2 separate regions of the Homo sapiens genome follow, and region 1 is linked to region 2. A link is an interaction called in ENCODE POLR2A ChIA-PET data of the cell type or tissue named here. Cell type or tissue: K562. All regions are shown on one strand. Links, peaks and the distances in the headings refer to the core of each region. The heading gives the core; the rest is flanking DNA.

Region 1 (2,919 bases), core at 318-2,817, 500 kb before region 2:
GAGAGAGAGAGAGAGAGGTAGAAGGAAGAGAGGGAAGGAGGGAAGAAACAAAGAGAATGAAATCACTATTTTTGTAAGTCAAAGGTGACTGCTGGCAACATTATATGGTTCAACCATGCAATAATTTCAGTTTTTGCATCCCATGCTACAGACTGCTTATGTGTTAACACGAACTAACATGTATTAAGCTCATACAATGTGCCTGGCACTAAGTGTTTTACCTACAGTGTCTCAATGCTTTTAACAACGCTTTGAGGCCAGGCATAGTGGTTCACACCTGTAATCCCAACACTTTGGAAGGTCGAGAATAACTTGAGCCCAGGGGTTACAGAATAGCTTGGGAAACATAGCAAAACCCCATCTCTACAAAAAAAAAATTTAAAAAATTAGTTGGGCATGGTGGTGTGCACCTGTAGCCCCAGCCACCCAGGAGGCTGAGGTGGGAGAATCACCTGAGCCCAGCAGGTCAAGACTCAAGTGAGCCCTGATTGTGCCACTGCATTCCAGCCTGGACAACAAAGGGAGACCCTGTCTCAAAACAAAACAAAAACAAACAAACAACAACAACCAAAAAAACCACAATCCTGTGAGGTGTTATTATTTGCACACTTTTTTCTGGTTCACACAACCAGTAAATAACCAGATTGAGATTTACATGCAGCCTCCCTATCTCATCAAACCTTTCAGGAATCTGACACACAAATTTTTCCAACCATCCCTACCCCTTAAGGTTTACTCCTTCATGTACTATGATTCTAGAAGGACAAACTTTTCTGTGAATTCAGGTTGGGTTAAATACAGTTGGGCCACTCAAATAGGGCTTATGGATATCATTTCAGCACAGCCGGCCCCTAAACCTCCTGATTAGATCAGAAACAACAAGCCACATCCTGCTTTATTGGAGACTCATCTTTCCTCAGGTCCATCATTTCCTCCGATTTTCACTACTATAAGGTGAGTATTTTGGCTCCCTATAGGATACAATGGGGAAGAGAAATGATTTGGTGTGTATCCACTTCTCCTTCGATATTTAAAAGACATGTTTTCCAGCTGGGCACAGTGGCTCATGCCTGTAATCCCAGCACTTTGGGAGGCCGAGGCGGGCGGATCATGAAGTCAGGAGATCAAAACCATCCTGGCCAACATGGTGAAACCCCAGCCTAAAAATACAGAAATTAGCCAGGCATGGTGGAGTGTGCCTGTAATCCCAGCTACTTGGGAGGCTGAGGCAGGAGAATCTCTTGAACCTAGAAGGCGGAGGTTGCAGTAAGCGGAGATTGCGCCATCACACTCCAGCCTGGTAACAGAGTGAGACTCTGTCTCAAAAAAAAAAAAAAAGGGTTTTCCTTACTCCTACTAAGTTGATCAGCTCATGTCTTCTTTCCAATCTTCACCGTATTCATTCTTCTTCAAGTCGATCACATTTCCCAGCTCCATGTGGCTGTGTGATCTGTGGTATGTAAAACCTGAAAACAAAGAGCTTTGTTTTAATTCACATTCTGCGTAGGAAAAGGGAAACTTGGGCAGTACCATTCGTTAACTGGATCACTGCAAATAAGAGCCCTACCTCTGGAAATGGTCAAAAACGGGTCCCCTGCATCTAAATCAGCAGGTTGCAATTCCTTTTGGGTTTTTTGTTGTGTTGTTTTGTTTTCTGTGTGGTTTTCGTTTCCTCATGGATTATTGTAGTTCACTGTTACTTTTTCTTCTTGCCTTGTTTTTCGGGCTTCACTTCCTCCTTCTATTGTTATAGCTGTCTTTTTCCTCTCATCACATTTCCTGTTGCCTTTCCAATTCGGTGGGGCCCCATCCAAATCACTCACTGCCTGGCTCCAGAGTCGTCTTGGTCTTAGGGGAAGAGCAATCTTATGCCAAATAGTTCCAATCCCTGGGACATCAGAAGAAGGATCCCAGGGACTCAGTATCCCAAAGTTTTCCTTTATTGATTTGATACTAGAATGAAATCCAAGTGTGCCTAATTAGGACAAGAAAATATTCGTCCTCTTGGCTTCCTAGCCCCAGACCGTTCTGAACTCTGACAGCACCAACATCCATCAAATCAAACAATGAAATCAACTTTGGTTACTTAGCATAATAGAAATAAACTTGTAATATTCTATTAGTGAAGGATCAATGTCTCCTGTCTTGAAAATAAACATCAGAGCTTGGCCTCAACATTTATATAGCAGCAGGAGACCATTATTTTGTGGCAACATTCGATTACATTGACATCAAGACAGATTTATTAAATTAATAAATAGTACATGATTTTCAGCCTTTCATTTCCAACCCTCACCACCACTACCCTCCCCAAGGTGATCTTCTGAAACTCTTCATCCATTTTGTTGATGTCTTATTTATAATCTCTATTTCTTTTTTGCTATTTGTCAGTTTACATCCAAAAATATTTTAAATACCCATTTTTAGATAGAAAATTTAAATTAGTTATTAAGAACAACGTTAACAATAAGGAGTTTCATCAAATTGCTAATTGTTAAAATGTTTCACTGGCGTGGTATCTGAAGAGGTATTATTTCAGATGTGCTCTTCCAAGTCCTAAATGTGGCTAATGGCAAAGCTCACAGTTCCTGCTGCCTCTTTTTCTGACTTCCAGCCTCAGGGCCTTTGCCTTGGCTATTTCCTCTGTCTGGAATGCTCTTCTCTCTGCTCTTTGCATGGCTGATTTTTTTTTTCTCCTTAGTCAAGTCTTCTGGAAGATCAATTCCCCAGAGAGATTTTTCTCTGAGAGTCCTTTCTAGAGTGCTTAGTGCCTCATCCTCAGTCACTCCTCATCCTGTCGTTTCGTTTTATTTTCTTTATAGTCACATGTCACTATCTGAAATGGTCATGGTCTGAATTACTCATTAGCTCGCATACTTTATAGAGGCAGCAGTCTTATTGTTCTTCTTCTCTGGGGTA
Region 2 (2,919 bases), core at 98-2,597:
CCTAGGTTGCGCGCTCCTTATGAGATTCTAACCAATGCCTGATGATCTGAGGTGGAACAGTTTCATCCTGAAACCATCTCCCATTCGGTCTGTGAAAATGGTTTTCCCTGAAACTGGTGCCTGGTGCCAAAAAGGTTGGGGGCCACCAATTCAGGAAATATTTTACTTTGCTGTAAGTAGCATGCACTCAGTGACAGGAATGGATAGTTTTATTTTAGTACTGATATTCTTAAATAAGTCTTTACTGCTCAGTTATTTTTCTTTTATTCTCTTGGCTTTTGTTTTATGTTCTTCAGATTCTTCTATTGAGTTTAGGAATTGCGGCACGAAGAATGCCAAGAGTTTACCTGGCCAGCCCTGGCTTTAATAGGACTGATACCATGGAATATTTCATCTCACCAAGATGTGACATGGATTATTTTTCCCTTGGACACAAATGTCTACAGCAACTGGTGTTTGATAGGCTGAATGTTTAGAAGAAACACTTCAAAGGGATACATCATGGCCAGGCATGGTGGCTCACACCTGTAATCCAAGCACTTTGGGAGGCCAAGGTGGGAGCATCACTTGATCCTGGGAGTTCGAGACCAGCCTGGGCAACATGGTGAAACCCTGTCGGTACAAAAAAATACAAAAATTTGCCTGTTTATGGTGGTGTGTTCCTGTAGTCCCAGCTCCCCAGGAGGCTGAGGTGGGAGGTTGGCTTTAACCCAGGAGGCAGAGGTTGCAGTGAGCTGAGACTGTGCCACTGCAGTCCAGCCTGGGTGACAGAGCCAGACACTGTCTCGGGGAAAAAAAAAAAAAAAAAAAGACACATCACTATAAATAGCAAAAAAACAAATCTAACTTATTAATACTAGGAATACCAACATTATTAGGGCACTTGCAGGTTATTCTTTTCTAGGCCAAGTACTTCACTTCCATTTGTCTGACATGGAGATTGAGGGAGAAATGTATTTGTGTGTTCATTTTAATGTAAGATATATAAAAATTAAATTACTGGATTTACCTGTCCCTGAAACTGGTGTTATAAACATGACCTATCTTAAGTGATTTTCCCACAATCAAACTCAGGAACAATAGATTATTTCTGTTTTACTCCAAAAGAGAGAGAGAGAGTGAGTGTGAGTGTGTGTGTGTGTGTGTGTGTATGTGTGGGTGTTTGTGTAGATAGTTGTAAAACAAAGAAAAAACACAATATTTTACTGTGAGATAATATGTTTTACCAGCAAAGTGTGGCATAGTAATTAGAAGTTTTCTAAAAAGCTATAGGAGATATTTAAACATTAAAATTTCTTTTTGACCTATAGTAATAAAACAATGGTCATTTTACCCCTCTGCTTCTCAACCCCACAGCTGCTCTGCTGTACTCTTTGAGGGCTCTTGAGCGAGTCTTCATGTCCCTGAGACTTATTTTCCTCATCTTTAATTTGAAACTAACAAGCTACCTCATAGGGTTGCTGTGAGAACCACATGAGATCATTAATGCATGATAAGATATTGTAAAGTATTATACGAATATTCATTAAATGCTCACCTTTCTTGTATATAATTGGTATTCACTAAGGCTGTAAATAAGTTTCATAGCCAGTTAAGTATTAAGATAAACCTAACCTGGAACAATTTTTTTTTTGGTTGCTTGTTTTGTTTTTTGCTTTCATTTGCTAGGAGCTGAAACGAAGATTAAAATGTCATTGGCTTTTTAGAGAGTCTAGATTAGTGTGTCTTTGAATGAGGGATATACTTAAAATCACCTGAGGATCGTTTACAGCTACAGATGCTGGGGCCACCTGACACAGTCTCTCTGGGGGTGATTCTGCTCTGGAGAACCTCTGGTCTGGATATACCTTTATTGTGACATTGATTTGTATTGTTTTGCTCTACTGACAGGCCTTTTCCAATCCATACAAGCTGAACTTGCTTCCTAATGTTTGTCTAGGCCTTACATGGATAGTAAGGAAGCTTAGGAGACATGTACACAAGGCAGCCCACTTGTAGGAAACTGCTTCAGGTGAGGACATCATTCACCAGTGGATCACCGAGCACCGTGACAGCACCCTCAGTCCACGTCTGCAGATTAAGAGCTGAACTCTCACAGAGAAAGTGGAAGTAGAGAAAGGGTTAATTCAAACTGCTAGAAAAGCTAAAAGTAAATTTTAAAATGCTGAGCTGCCCATATTCATGCTAGGATGAGAGCCGGCTTAAATGCTTGCTGGGCATTTTGGTATTTACCACTTAGCATGTTTTCAACTTCTGTGAGGGATTTTCCCCCCAATCTCCCTAATGTAAACACAGATTTCTCAGCAAGTCATTTCTCAAGCCATGTCATTTCTAGTGTAAAATAAATTATAATAATGTGTCATCTGAATGGTGTTCTTGTCTGCAAACATTAGTTATCCTTTGCTAACAGATTCTGAGATGAGAGTCTATCAGTTTGGAGCCAATGTTTAGTTTTTTTTAAAAAAAGTTAAAAATACAACTTTTTCTCTGATCAACAAAGACCTAAAAATTCATCAGTGGCAGAAAAAAGTTCCAAGGAGCTCCTGTAGACTGGGGAGGCCTTTCTTCCCAGATAGATCCATCTCCTCAAGCAGCTTGATTTCTTTCTAGAATTTTTTTCACTTAAAAAACTTCTAATTTTTGGTTGATAACAATTTCCATTTTTATAAATGCAGTTATGCTAACAGAATGTTATCCTGACAGTTATTAAACATTAGAAGATATTTGGTTTTGTTGAAGTAACTGTTCTTTCTCGGCAATATGAGGATTTTTTCTCCCTGCTTCCTCAAATAATGTACAACATCTATCAGAAATAAGGCTGGGTAAAGTCGCTTCCAGCTCACCTCCTAAATTCTGCTTCTGTGTGACCTTGGAAAAATTTCTTCACCTCTGTGGTCCTCAGTTTCTTTATTTGTAAAA

The links. ChIA-PET counts read pairs that join two places held together with the same protein. Peaks named below come from ENCODE experiments on the same cell type or tissue, not always from the same donor. Only the 100,000 strongest peaks of a DNase experiment are listed, where the experiment ranks them.
Region 1: POLR2A ChIA-PET joins it to region 2 with 5 read pairs; 2 of 35 experiments call an interaction of 5 or more read pairs at or near these places.

The regions. Positions count from the first base shown.
Region 1 is chr5:81,758,115-81,761,033 of GRCh38, forward strand. No RefSeq gene overlaps it. Among named protein-coding and RNA genes, the nearest start is that of SSBP2, 8.5 kb to the left of the region's middle. RefSeq lists a cis regulatory region at 711-1,016. In K562, for the core only: no CTCF peak of the experiment used is centred there; DNase peaks (open chromatin) are centred at 857 and 1,797; H3K4me3 peaks cover 780 bases.
Region 2 is chr5:82,253,772-82,256,690 of GRCh38, forward strand. ATG10 (autophagy related 10) reads left to right here. Exons shown (of 8, transcript NM_031482.5): 8 at 297-2,362. Among named protein-coding and RNA genes, the nearest start is that of RPS23, 23 kb to the right of the region's middle. In K562, for the core only: no CTCF peak of the experiment used is centred there; no DNase peak of the experiment used is centred there.